Regions from separate parts of the Homo sapiens genome. Here region 1 is linked to region 2. The links are chromatin contacts, found by Hi-C in ENCODE. All regions are on one chromosome and are shown on one strand. Each heading gives the region's core, a stretch centred on a gene start or an enhancer-like site at or near the end of the contact. The rest is flanking DNA. Distances are from core to core; before and after follow the strand shown.

The links. Hi-C counts contacts between places; a loop is a spot of excess contacts on that map. Pooled maps may share reads with other maps.
Region 1: a loop to region 2 is called in a map of endothelial cell of umbilical vein, with 5 times the contacts of the local background. The contact joins the promoter of ZNF224 here to the promoter of ZNF285 in region 2. A Hi-C loop is called at or near these places in 2 of 168 maps with a recorded cell type or tissue (B cell and endothelial cell of umbilical vein) and 9 of 50 pooled maps.

The regions. Positions count from the first base shown.
Region 1 is chr19:44,088,159-44,095,788 of GRCh38, reverse strand. ZNF224 (zinc finger protein 224) reads right to left here and starts at 1,428. Exons shown (of 6, transcript NM_001321645.3): 1 at 1,259-1,428. ZNF284 (zinc finger protein 284) reads right to left here. Exons shown (of 5, transcript NM_001037813.4): 5 at 6,176-7,630. RefSeq lists an enhancer at 1,509-1,618.
Region 2 is chr19:44,397,186-44,404,505 of GRCh38, reverse strand. It overlaps ZNF285 (zinc finger protein 285), which reads left to right and starts at 2,898. Exons shown (of 4, transcript NM_152354.6): 1 at 2,898-2,938; 2 at 7,250-7,307. The coding sequence starts at 7,293. RefSeq lists an enhancer at 2,745-3,501.

The sequences.
Region 1 (7,630 bases), core at 179-2,678, 310 kb after region 2:
CCACGCCCAGCTAATTTTTGTAATTATTTTTTAGTAGAGATGCGGTTTCACCATGTTGGCCAGGCTGGTCTCGAACTCCTGACCTCGTGATCCGCCCGCCTGGACCTCCCAAAGTGCTGGGATTACAGGCGTAAGCCACCGCGCCAGGCCCATTTTGTTCTTAATAAAGAAAAATAGAATGCTGTACAATGACATGGTTCTATAAGAATACAAAATATTTGTAATGATTGAAACAAAATAGTTGACAACATTTTTAGAAACTCAGAAAATTTCAAGCCCCTAAGTCTTGCTTTCCCCACCTAAGTCCAACTAGTTCCTCTGCCTCAGTGACAACGTATCCCAAGAGAAGATCAAATCAGGCTCTGACCCAGACTGCTTAGGTTCCAACCCCAGCTCCACCTCTCACTAGTCGGGTGCCTATGCGCTCTGTGTCTCACTTTCGTTTTTAAAATAGAAAAAAGCAATACTTCTCCACAGAGCCACGGTGTGGCGTAAATTTATTTGTATAAAGCCCTTAGAATGAAGTTACTAATTAAGACTTAATTATTATCGACCCCCATGCCCGAGGACACAACCTATACACTCTCGGTTGGGGTGAGCATCTCGGTCAAAGAGCCAAGGACCACTCACGTAGAGCTTTGCCCTCAGAAGCCAAGAAGTCCCTCCCTGCAGCTCTTCTGGAAAGGTCGGGTTGGGGAACGAGAAAGCTGTGAAACACCTTGACCGCGTCGCCGTCCCCCATAAAAGTTAAATGCTCCTTTCCCTTCATGAAAGTGGACGCAACCCTCGCTCTCCTAAAAAGAGGTCAGAAGGCTTCCGGGATCATCCAGCGTCCTGCAGGGATCAGGGAGAAGGGCCGAGGCCCCTGCAGCTGGAGCTCTGACCCCACCCGGTCCTTCGTGGGAAATTAACAAGAGACCACCAGTCACCAAGTGACAGGGACTGCTTTAAGGCTCTCATTTGTGTTACCTCTTCCAGTTCCCAAAACGATTCCATTAGGATGGCCCTAAAGTCCCCATTTTAAAGAACAGTAACGGGAAACCCAAGGAGATTAACACCCCAACGTTATATCGAGAAGAAGTGGCCACGCGCGTGGGGTGCAGGGGGCGGAGTGGGCGAGCTCAGAGCCCCGGAAACCCTGAAACCAGGTGAGACGCGACCCAACCAAGTACCAATGCCCCCGGGAAGCGAGGACAGACCCAAGCCCAAGAAGGTGCCACGGACGAGAACGCAAACAGCGGCCCTTGCCCCTCCAAACCTCTACTCTCCGACGAGGCCCCTTTTCCCCTAATTCGATCACCAGTTCTTTGAGGATCCAATGCGTAGGTCCAGGAAATTCAGAAGGGCCTGCAACGCGCGGAACTGCCCCAAACTATCGCGGAAAAACTGCAGCAACCTCAGTCCCCGAGCGGAAGTGTCCGCGACTCCACCGAATGTTTGGACTCCACTTCCCAGAATTCCCCGGGACCCGCCAGCCGGAGCCAAACTGACCGCGACTCCACTGAGCGTCTGGACTACACTTCCCAGAATTCCCTGGGACCCAACTGCCGGAGCTAAACCGACCGCGATTCCACTGAGGGTCTGGACTGTACTCCTGCAGCATTACACTCAAAGGGAAGTGTTGACGACTACTGGGAAGCCCTTGACCACTCTTCCCACGGGGAACGAATCTCGTACCCCCGAGCGCCTGTTGGGAAATGTGGACTTCTACCCTGAGAGTCGTCCTTCCCTCTCCCTGGGTGCCTAAGAGAAAATACCGTATAGAAAGGAATTCCTGAAGTCTAAACCCCTCTAGTGAGGACAGGAGTGTTACTGGAAAGGGAACAAGCGAGATGATACACTCTTCAAATAAGTTTTGCCAGTGGTAAGAAATGGCATGTAGTTTTAATTTATAACTCTTGTAAAGATGGCATATTCTTGCATATTTTCAGGTGTCATTATTACATTTTTTGTAAATTGTCCAGATGTTTTGCCCACTTTCTTATTGAGTTTTTGGTTTTATCCCTCACTTTTCAAGCACTGTTCTTATATTCATGATATTAACATTTTATCTCGCAAATATTTTCTCAACAAAAACGTTTTTTTTTATTGTTTTATCTATGCAAAACATTTTAATGTATTTTATTATTTAAAACATCTCTATTGAGGTGTAATGCACAAAACGTGAAATTCACCATTTTAGGATATATGTAGTACAAATAAAAAGTTAGGAAACATTTTCATCACCCCAAAAACCCCATACCCACTAAGCAGTCACTGTCTAACACTAATCTCTGTCCTATTGAATTACCTATTGTGGACATTTCATATAAATGGAATTATACATTATGGAACCTTTTGTTTCTGACACCTTTCACTTAGCATCCTGCTTCTTTTTTTTTTTTTTGAGACGGAATCTCAAAAAAAGTGCCAGGCTGGAGTGCAGTGGCACGATCTTAGCTCACTGCAACCTCCGCCTCCCGGGTTCAAGCGATTCTCCTGTCTCAGCCTCCCGAGTAGCTGGGACTACAGGCGCGTGCCACCACGCCTGGCTAATTTTTCTGTATTTTTAGTAGAGACGGGGTTTCACCGTGTTAGCCAGGATGGTCTCGATCTCTTGACCTCGTGATCCTCCCGCCTCGGCCTCCCAAAGTGCTGGGATTACAGGCGTGAGCCACCGCGCCCTGCCAGCATACTGCTTTTAAAGTTCATCCACATCACAGCATGTACCAGTACTTCATAATATTTTATGTTTCTACTACGATTTGTTTTTTTTGTTTGCTTTGTCTTGTTTTGTTTTGAGGTGGGGTTTCCCTCTTGATGCCCAGGCTGGAGTGCAATGGCACGATCTCAGCTCACTGCAACCCCCGCCTCCTGGGTTAAAACGATTCTTCTGCCTCAGCCTCCCAAGTAGCTGGCATTACAGCCATGCGCCACCACACCCAGCTAATTTTTTTGTATTTAGTAGAGACAGGGTTTCACCAGGTTAGTCAGGCTGGTCTCGAACTCCTTACCTCAGGTGATCCGCCCACCTCAGCCTCCCAAAGTGCTGGGATTACAGGCTTGCGCCACAATTTGTTTATCCATTCATTGATTGAGGGACATTTGGGTTCTTTCCACCTTTTGGCTGTAGTCAATAGTGTTGCTACAAACAGTGGTGTACAAGTATTTGTTTCATCACCTACTTTCAATTCTTTGGGGTATATACCTAGATATGAAATTTAGTGATTCATATGGTAATTCTATGTTGGGAACCACGAAACAATTTTCCACAGCAACTGCACCATTTTTACATTCCCACCTTCAGTGTGTGAGGGTAGTAATTTCTCCACATCCTCTCCAATACTTATTTTGTATATATGTATGTATAAAATATATATGTATATGTATATGTGTGTGTGTATAAATTGAAAACGGGGTCTCCCTGCGTTGTGCAGGCAGAATTGCAGTGGCTATTCACAGACAACATCTCACTACTGATCAGCATGGGAGTTCTGACCTGCTGTGTTTCCACCCTGGGCCAGTTTACCTCTCCTGAGGCAACCTGGTAGTCCTCTGCTCCTGGGAGATCACCATGTTGATGTCGACTTAGTGTGGACACCCAGTGGGCATAGCTCACTACACCTCAAAACTCCTGGGCTCAAGCGATCCTCCTACTTCAGCCTCCCAAGTAGCTGGGACTGCAGGTGCCTGCCACCACATCGGCTATTTTCTATTTTTAAAGATGATAGCTAACATAGCTGTTGTAAAATGGCATCTCATTATTGGTTTGATTTGCATTTTCCTAATGACTAATAGTTGAGCATCTTTTCACATAATTGTTGGTAACTTGTATATCTGAAATTTCTATTTGTATCTTTGCCCATTAGAAAATTGGGTGGTTTCTCCTCTTGTTATTGAGTTGTAAGAGTTCTTTCTTTCTTTTCTTTTTAAGAAACAGAGTCTCTCTTTGTTGCCCAGGCTGGAGTGCAATGGTACATCACGCCCCACTGCAGCCTTGACCTCCCAGGCTCAAACAATCCTTCTGCCTCAGCCTCCTGAGTAGCTGGGACCACAGGCATGGGTCACTATGCCTGGCTACCTTTGTTTTTTGTTGTTGTTTTTTGTTTGTTTGTTTGTTTCTTGTAGAGACATGGTTTTCGCCATGTTGCCCAGGCAGGCCTCAAACTCCTGGGCTCAAGTGATCCACCCATCTCAGCCTTCCAAAGTGCTGGGATTATAGGTGAGAGCCACCTCACCTGGTCTAAGAGTTCTTTATATATTCTGATACTAGAAGAATTCATGCTCTTGACAATGTCTCTGTATGCATAGCATTTTTTTTTTTGCTCTAGTCCAATTTATGTGGGGTTTTTTTAGCTTGTGCATATGGTGTCTTATCTAAGAATCCATTCCAAATAAAAAGTCTTGAAGATTAACCTTTATGTTTTATTCTAAGAGTTGTATAGCTTAACCTCTTATATTTAGGTCATTGATCATTTTGAGTTAATTTTTAAGTATAGTGTGAAGTGCGGATCTAACTTCATTATGTTGCATATGTATATATATTTGCCCAGCATTATTTGCTGAAGAGACTATGCTTTCTCCATTAAGCAATCTTGGATCCTTCTTGAAAATCAAGTGACTTTAGATGTATGAGTTTCTTTATGGACTCTAAATTCTATTCCATTACTATAGCTTGGTAGTAAGTTTCGAAATGAAGTGGGAGCCATCCATCATGTTCCTTTAAAAAAGAAAGATTTTGTCTATTTGCCTCCATTACAATTACATATGAATTTATGAATTGATTTCTGCAAAAAAAAAAAAGGCTGTTTGGATTTTGATAGTGATTGCAGTAAAACTGTAGATTGGTTTGGGTAGTACTGTCATCACAAAAATGTGAAGTCTTCCAATCCATGAATGCCTAGACAATAAGCGAATTCAGCATGATCATAGGATACATGATCAGGATACCAAAATTAATTTATATATATTATACTAGCAATGAACACACGGAAATCAAAGTTCATACCTAGATGGAAGTTTGACAAAAGATGTACAAGGGTTGTAAGATGAAAATTACAACACACTGATGAAGAAAATCCAACAATATTAAATGAATGGAGACACATTCCATGTTTGAGGATCGTGGGACTCAATATAGCAAAAATGTTCATTCTCCCCAAATTGATACACAGGGTTAAAATAATTACTATCAAAATTCCAGCAAGATATTTTGTAGATATAAAATTATTCTAAAATTTATATGGAAAGGCAAAGGAACTAGAATATGAGTATGGTTAGGGTTGTCTTCACAGTTGAAAATCTTTCATTTAACCAGAGACATTATAGGGGAGACACTCTGTAAAAAGCTGGTCTCAAACTCTTAGATTCAATTGATCCTTCTGCCTCAGCCTCCCAAAGTGCTGGAATTACAGGTGTGAGCCACCATGCCTGGCCACTTACAAGAGACTTACAAAAGTGAGGCACTAAATTATTAAAGTAAAAATCAATAAATTTCCTTGAAAAATGCCCTGTATAAATGTGATTATTGTATTTTCAGCTTCAGTTTGATTTCACATCACCATCAAAATCAAGGAGCACATAAAAGAAAGCAAGCTTGTTTACTTTTATTTTTATTTTTATTTTTTTGAGATGGAGTCTCACTCTGTCACTCAGGCTGGAGTGCAGTGGCGTGATCTCGGCTCACCGCAACCTCCACCTCCCTGGTTCAAGCAATTCCCTTGCCTCAGCCTCCTGAGTAGCTGGGATTACAGGCACACGCCACCACCACACCCAGCTAATTGTTTTGTATTTTTAATAGTGATGGGTTTTCACCATGTTGGCCAGACTAGTCTCAAACTCCTGACCTCAGGCACTCTGCCCACCTCGGCCTCCCAAAGCGCTGGGATTACAGGTGTGAGCCACCGCACCTGGCCAAAAGCAAGGTTATTATACTCACTTTGGCACGGGAGAAGACCTCTCATAACCAGCAGACAATTTTCTCAGAAAACCTATGTGTAATGAATGTGGACAAGGATTCGGTGATGGCTCTAGACTTGAAATTCATCACTAACTAGATTTAGGAGACAGCCCCAATATCTTTAATAAAATATATGGGCTTTAACGATAGCTGAGTTTTTCCCATTCATGAGTTTTCATCCATAAGCCCATCACCTTGTCAGTGTTGGAAACTTCAGAAATGTGATGCACCTTCAGATGGATTAAAGTCTTCACGTTTATTAAGGAGTCCATGACAATGCTACATCTTTTACAGATAATGAGTATGGTTAGGGTTGTCTTCACATTTGAAACCCTTTCATTTAACCAGAGACATTACAGGGGAGACACTCTATAAAAAGTATGTGCTTTAAATATTCCTGCTTATGTTATGTTCATCTTTATGCCAATATTTTTATGCTGTCCAATTCATCAGATTTTCTTTGTTGTTTAGTGATTTCCACGCCCCCCACCCCCAAATACTAGCCTTCCCAAGTTTGTGGAAACAGTGTACTATTTTGTTATAGAAACTAAAGAAGATCAATCAGGGGTGGTGGTCCATGCCTGTAGTCCCAGCTTCTCAGGGGATTGAAGCAAGAGGATCACTTAGGCCCAGGAGTTCGAGGCTATAGGGCACTGTAACTGCATCTGTGAATAAGCAATCCAGCCTGGGCAACACCGAGAGACCCCATCTCAAAAACAAAACAAAACAAAACAAAATGCTGTGCGCATGGCTCAGGCCTGTAATCCCAGCACTTTGGAAGGCTGAGGAGGGAGAATCGCTTGAGCCCAGGAGTTTGAGACCAATTTGGGCAACATAGTGAGACCCCATCTCTACAACAAAAATTTAGCCAGGCGTGTTGTTGCATGCCTATAGTCCCAGCTTTTGAGGGGCTGAGGCAGAAGGATTTCTTGAGCCTGGGAGGTCAAGGCTGCAGGGAGCCGTGATCATTCCACTGCATGCCAGTCTGGGTGACAGAGCAAGACTGTCTCAAAAGAAAAAAAAAAAAAAAGCCAATTCTTGCCTAATAATGGTCAGAGTTTATAGTGGTACAACCAGTTTGAAATACTTTTCGGAAGTATCTACTAAAATTAACATATTCATATCTTATAACTCTTTGCTGTCACATATATCACATTATTAAGGTTTCTCTACAGAACAGACACTGAATTTGAAGATGTGAGCCCTGACTGAAGCATGTACCACAATCTCCACACTTCCATGGTTTTTCTCCAGTGTAGATCCTCTTATGCATATCAGCATTCAAGTGATCCAGCAATCCCACTACTAGCTGTATATCCAAAGGAAAGGAAATCAGTGTGTTGAACTCCTATCTGCACTCCTATATTTATTATAGTACTATTTGCAATAGCTAACATATGGAACCAATCTAAGTGTTCATCAACAGAAAATGGTAAAGAAAATGTGGCATACATACACAAAGGTACACTATTTAACCATAAAAAATAATAAAATTCTGTCATTTATGGCAAGATAAAGATAAGCTTTGGAGAACATGATGTTGAGTGATGTAAATTCAGGCCCAGAAAGATAAATACCACATGTTTTCACACATATGTGGAAGCTAAAAAGTTGACATCATAGAAGCAGCATAGCATTGGCTGGGCACGGTGGCTCATGCCTGTAATCCCAGCACTTTGGGAGGCCAAGGCA
Region 2 (7,320 bases), core at 1,649-4,148:
TACAGGCCAGATTCACTGTTCTACAGTTGGGAAGTATGAGCAGCTCCTAGATCAATTATACAAGAGCTTTCTCTTTTGTTCTTAACACACCCATTTAAGTGTGGATTTTCAGACTAAAGCCAAGCTCTTAGATTAGGTAAAAGTAACATTTAAAAATAACTATAATAATAAAGAGTATATAAATAATAAGGTAAAGAAATATACTAATTTTAAGACAAAATGAAAGAATAAATACTAGATGAAATCTAATGAAAAGAAAGCAGGTACAGTCTTCACTGAAAAGTAAACTCAAGGTGAAAATACAAAATACTTAAAATTGTTAACGAAATTTTTGGCCCATCAAGAAGATATGAACATTATGAAACTTACACAGGGTCAGCATCACTAAATTTTAAAATCCAAAATGTTTCACAATCTAAAACTTTTGGAATGTGAACATGACACCACAAGTGGAAAATTCCACACCTGAAGTATTTGCTTTCTTTCTGTTCTTTTCATTGATTTTTCTTTGGTCATCTGACGAAGGCAATCTTTGCTTCTGATGGTTCAATGCACACAAACATTGTATACAAACCTTGTGAACAAAATTATTCAAAATAATTCTATAAAATTAATTTCAGGCTACATGTATAAGGTTTATATGGAACACAAATGAATTTTGCATTTAGACTTGGGTCTCATCCTCAAGATATCTCATTACGTATATGCAAATATTGCAAAATCTGAAAAAAATAAAATATCTGAAACACTTCTGGTCCCAAGTATTTCAGATAAGGAATACAACACTTCCATACCTAACAACACAACTTTTAAAAAGTAAAGCCATTTGTATACCTAGTAACTTGACTTTTGAAAAATGAAGCAGGCTGGGCATGGTGGCTCACGCCTGTAATCCCAGCACTTTGGGAGGCCGAGGTGGGCAGATCACAAGGTCAGGAGATGGAGACCATCCTGGCTAACACGGTGAAACCCTGTCTCTACTAAAAATACAAAAAAATTAGCTGGGCCTGGTGGCGGGCACCTGTAGTCCCAGCTACTCGGGAGGCTGAAGCAGGAGAATGGTGTGAACCTGGGAGGCAGAGCTTGCAGTGAGTTGAGATGGCGCCACTGCACTCCAGCCTGGGCAACAGAGCGAGACTCAGTCTCAAAAAAAAAATAAAGGAAATAAATAAATAAATAAATAAATAAATAAATAAAGCAAATGCTATAGAGAGGAAAATGACAAATTTACCATTATAGGCTTTTTTTTCTTTCACTTTTTTCTTTTTTCTTTTTTTTTGGTGACAGAGTCTTGCTCTGTCGCCCAGGCTGGAGTGCAGTGGCATGATCTCGGCTCATTGCAACCTCCACCTCCTGGGTTCAAGTGATTCTCTTGCCTCAGCCTCCCAAGTAGCTGGGACTACACGTGCTTGCCACCATGCCTGGCTAAGTTTTGTATTTTTAGTAGCGATGGGGTTTCACCACCTTGGCCAGGCTGGTCTTGAACTCCTCACCGCGTGATCTGCCCACCTCGGCCTCCCAAAGTACTGAGATTACAGGCTTGAGCCACCACGCCCAGACTGGGAACCTTTTTGACATGCACTTTTCAATCGTTGACAGATGCATAATGAAAAAATCTAAGTAAGCACAAATAAGCATGTAGGAAATTTAAATAGCACAGTTAGCAAGTCTGGGGAAAATATAAATGTATGCATATCCATCTGATAGAGAAGACACATTGTTTTCCAACAGACACAGATGTCACAAAAATTAACCTTGTATTAGGTCAAAAATAAAAATGTTCCTGAACTCGTTTTTTAAAATTCAAGTATGTCAAATTAAATCAAGTAATCCTTCAACTTAGAGCAATATATAAGAACATCAAACATGTAAACATCAAAAGACAGAGATAAGCCAAAACAATTGCACTGTCCCTTTATGTGCCCTAAGCTGCGATGTCAAGCTATAGTTGGATATTATTCAACCATTTCCTGCCCATTGCGTAGAGGTGGGGGTCTTCACTTCTCTATCTAGTCTAGGACTGGAACCGCCTCACCACCCCTACAGCTTGAGGGTGCGTGGAAAAGGGAATGCCAGCCAGATATTCCAAACAGAGACTCTGCCAGCAGGACCAGGTGACCTTTCCTAGGAGACAGATTGTTCTCACACGTTATCAGGGCTTTCCTCCAGGCTAAAACTGTGGGCCTCTAATGGAATTCCTATTCAATTTTCTTACCCCATTTAGGGTACCCAAATTTTTCTTTAATAGAAATCTTAAATCTTAAATGCAATAACATGAAGTAAAATAAAGCCTAAGTCTCAACAAGGGCAAATTTTCAAAAAGAATCTGAAAACTTCCCGCGTTTTCTTGTTATGTTGTAATGTGTCTCTTTTAGGACACTCTCAGTACTCCTGCAATTCCCCTGTTAAGGATTCAGACAATAGTTGTTAATTCCTTCTGCTTCTTCTGAGACTAGGAAATAAATTACAGGGCTATGTTATATCGCAAGTGTAGATTATCCAGAGTTTTCATCAACAGAAATAAAACATGGTGGGGGGCGGGGAGGGAATTATTTAAGTGAGTGTTAATTGAAAAGTTTCGTGGTTTTAACGTTAAAAGACATGCCTATAAAATAAGAACTTATAAAAGTCTTCACTAAAACGGTAAAGTGCCCATTTCCAAGTAGTAAAATATTGAAACTTCTTTTCATCGTTGATAGTGATTTATTTAACATTTCATTATTTTATCGTTATTATGATTGTCGTTATTTTAGACGAATGCACGGAAGTCAAAGGACTTCCAAATGCACGGAAGTCAAAGGCCACCTTCACCAGGGTAGCCTTGCGAATGGCCACTGCTGCGCGCGGGGCTTTCTGGGGATTGTAGGCCATAGGCCTCCTTGCGCATGCGCCATGGTACTGGACGCACGCTGCGGGCGACATTGTTTGGGACGCTGGGGTGAGTCCCGTCTGTACCGCGCCCCTCTTGGAGGCGTAGCCAGGAGTAGGAGTGTAGGATGTGCAGCTGTGACCCGTCCCTGTGGACTGAAGTAGGAGGAGTGGAAGAGGGGACTGGTAACCAATGATAAGGCCTCGTAGGTGGGGTAGACTAGGGAAGTTCAGCGGCCCGACCTACCCGGGATAGGATGGGAAGAGCGTGGGCTCGAGCGTGGGCTCGGTTTGGGGAGCAGCCCTGGGTTTGACAAAACAGTGCATCTTCACGTTTCGTGACAGCGACTTGCGCTGTGCCTCCTCGGGTCGAAGCTTAGGGTCAGTCTTGGGATGTGCATCTCTGGATGAGGGCAGAGGGGCGCTGGCTCAGGGTTTTGGAGTAATGGCTGGACTGTGCGTCCCTGAATGGGATGAGGGATTTGCTTAAGCAGCTAGTCTCTGGATATAGAGGATGGCTTCGGCTGTTCTCGCTCAGTTTGGTGGGGGCGATTCTGGCTCAGCACCCCTAGGTTCTTGGATGGGGAGTTGTCTTGGGTCTGAACTCTGGATTTTGGCAGCTCTGACTCCATTGGGGCATTTATGACTTCAAGGCAGAGGTTCTGGCTTTTGGCAATAAAGAAACAACTCAGACTGTAATACTGTAATAACTCCAGAGTTTAATGTCACCGAATACATTTTGAAAAGAACTGTCCCAGGCCTGGCGCGGTGCCTCACGCCTGTAATCCCAGCACTTTGGGAGGCCAAAGTGGGCGGATCACGAGGTCAGGAGATCGAGACCATCCTGGCTAACACGGTGAAACCCCGTCTCTACTACAAAAAACAATTACAAAAAATTAGCCGGGCACGGTGGCAGGCGCCTGTAGTCCCAGCTACTCGGGAGGCTGAGGCAGGAGAATGGCGTGAACCCGGGAGGCGGAGCTTGCAGTGAGCTGAGATCACGCCACTGCACTCCAGCCTGGGCGACAGAGCCAGACTCTGTCTCAAAGAAAAAAGAAAAGAAAAGAACTGCCCCAAATTATTAACTCCATTCTCACCTCACATGCTGTGAGCCAGGGAGTAGGGACTTTGAGTATTATAAAGCACATTAGCAAATATAAGTTGTTAAATTACACTCAACAAATTTGAAGTTTGAACACTCTCTGTATATTTGATAAAGTTAGAGATTTAGTGTTAATTATTTTAGGTGTAATAGCAGCATTTATTACATTTCTGATCGTGTTTCTGGGCAATTGCAGTTCCAGATTCAGCTGCACTTTTCCTCTAGGTCTTCATTCCCTGAAGAAGTTGATATGGGCATCTGGTCTCATTCCTGATGCATTCCTCAGATCAGAGTAGTTGTCAGGGTGAGGGATGAGAAAGGCATTTGTGTGCGAGAGCTGTGTGGACTTTGGCAGATAGGGAAAAAACAAGAGTCTTGAGGTGCCATGTGTCCCATGCCTTTGGCTCCCCACCTTTTCCACCCTGCTGTCTGCCCTGAAAGGCCGCCATTGCCTTCTGGCCTTGCTTGTCTTTGGCCAATGGGAAGTCTCAACAGGAAAGTTTGGAGAGAGGAAGAAGTGTGAGTTGGAGTATCTTGTCCCCCAGTTCTCTCTCTGCAGGATTGTCACAGATTAGCTGCCCTTCTAAACAACAGGTCATAGTTTGGGTGGCCCTGGCCACACAGTCCTCTTAGTTCCAGGCTCCAGGGACTGCTCCCTCCCCTTACCTCTTAAGGCCCAGGTATTATAATGGCACCTCCCTGTCACTCCCCAGGATAGAGCCTTATCCATTGTGATTTCCTTACCCCGAGCCAACACCATTGTAAGCCGTCTGTTTATTAAACTCTCCTCAAATTTCAATGTGCCGTCTGGTTCGTGCCACGGCCCTGACTTGATACAGGCAGGTAGTGTCTGAAGCCAGAAATTCAGGAAACCAAACCCCCAACCATATATGTGTGAGTGCATGTGTGTGGATGTGTGCTTCAAAATAAACCTGTCCCATTATTGGCTCTTCAGTGAGAACAGGTACTGGAAGTAGAGGGTGAGTTTATGTCTTTGCACGTGCATCTAATGTATAATATCCAAGCCAATTCTATTTGTGCATTTGTTAATATTGAGAAACATTGATTGAGTGCTTGTTAAATGATAAGATCCTTACCAAGTACAGTGGATAAAAGACTACAGCTTGGTTATTTTTTTTTTTTTTTAGGATTTGTAGTTTTTTGACAGGGGAAAGGAGGAGTGTTTTCTTGGTAGGTTTTAACTATTGTAAAACGATGTAATTCATGCTGTACTAATGAGTTGAACCCTCCTTATTTTGGCCTTTGTTGGAGCCCAAAATAAGAAGTGATTAATGATGTCTCTTAAAGGTAGGAAAGGAGAGAAAAAGAGTCCAAGGATTTACCAAAAAGACATTTCACATTCTATTAACCTGATTCTATAACCCTGTGAGCTGCAATTCAAAGGGTAGCCCACAGACCAGTGCCAATAAATGATATTGGTCTGTGACCAGATAATTTGAGAACTTGAGTGTAGATGTTGAAAATTTTGTCTTATTGATTAACATAATAATAACAATTGGGCTTTAATTTGCATACCTTCTAAATTTCCTTTTTCTGGTAATTTCTTGTTACTGTATCTTACCAGAATATCAGTCTGTGACAGACTGAAAGTAACAGTAATAATAATTTAAAAACTAGTCCTTTATCACAGATAGTGTGAGAAGCACTATCTGAGAAGGCAGAAACATGGCTTTGGGCTTTTGTTTTTTAATCTTCGGTGTTTCCACAGTGCTTAAAGTGGCAATTTTATACAATAAGTTTCTCCACAAAGGCCAGAGGCAATTGTGTTTACAGGGTTTATCAGATGGAATCCCAATAAAAAATAAACAGAACACTCAAATTGGGTAATTTGAGAAGAGCTTAATAAAGGGACAATCTATAAAGTTGTAGGCAGGCTGTGGTAATCAACAAAGGATACTGCAATATTTCAGAGCTAGTGATAGCAGGGTAACTTACTGACTTTAGGACTGAAGGGCTAAGGGAGGAGGCAGTTGCTAAAACCTGAAGAAAGATTTATGGGATGACAGCTGCCTGATGGAGGCCATGACCTTTGGTCAATGGATATGGAATATAGCCATTCCACAGCAACCTCTAGGGAAAAACCTGGGGGAATAAATATTCTGACTTCACTCTTGTCCCTTCCCTGGATCTCTTGCTGGCTTTCCCCATTGGCTGAACCCAACTGGAAGCTAACTGGCAAGGGAATCCACTGATATAAGCAGAACAGGAAGGGGCTTTAGTGTATATGAAGTGGCAAGCTTAGAAGGCCTCTGTCTACCTACTTTGGTCTACCTGCAGTCTGAGAACATGTGTAGTTCAGTATACCATGAGCATTTCCAGAACAGAGAATGTGTCTTATATGTCATAGGTGTGTCATCAATATTTGCAAAAGCAGGGGATAGAATGGGTGCTGGAGAGATAGTTTAGGAAGCCAAGAGTCAAGGTGTAGATGTTTAAAAATTTGTATTATTGATTAACATAATAATAAAAATTGGGATTTAATTTGTATATTTTGGCTAACGGCATGTTCTTTAGACCACAGGCTTGGCCATACAAGATCAAGTCTTGCATGCGAAAGTGGAAATAGCAGAAGGTCCCTGTCATCCTGAGATTGCTCTCTCTTTTTTTTTTCCTCTGTTTTTTTTTTTTTTCTCTTTTGAGACAAAGTCTGTCTCTGTTGCCCAGGCTGGAGTGCAGTGGTGCAATCACAGCTCACTGCAGCCTCTGCCTCCCAAGTGATTGTCCTGCCTCAGCCTCCTGAGTAGCTGGGATTACAGGCATCCGCCACCACACCCAGCTAATTTTGTATTTTTAGTAGAGACAGGGTTTCACCATGTTGTCCAGGCTGGTCTCGAACTCCTGGCCTCAAGTGATCCACCCGTCTCGGGTTCCCAAAGTGCTGGGATTACAGGTGTGAGCCACTGTGCCCAGCCCTGAGATTGCTCCCTTATTCAGCAATTCTGTAGCCTCTTTTCCAGCATAATTGAGATGTAGATTATGTCAGTTCATTCACAAGTCTCAGAAAAGGAAAAGAATGTGCAGGTTTTGACCCAAAAGCTTCAGGAGAGAGATAGGAGTTACACAGTGGTCTGAGATTGAGGGACTGGGGACAAATCTAGGGAAGTCTTGAGGAGGTGGGAGTTCAGTCTGTTCAGAGCGAGAAGAGATGATATCCAGTGAGAGGAGAAATTGTGAGAAACTTGTACAGATAAGGAAGGAACCAATGTTCATTCACAACTTGTTGAACCCATGATCTCATGGATTATTTCTTCTTTGCAGTTCTGCTTTTCCAGAATCCTGCCCTTTCCAAAAGGAAGACGGTATGATTAAGTTCCAGGTAAGTTAAGGGT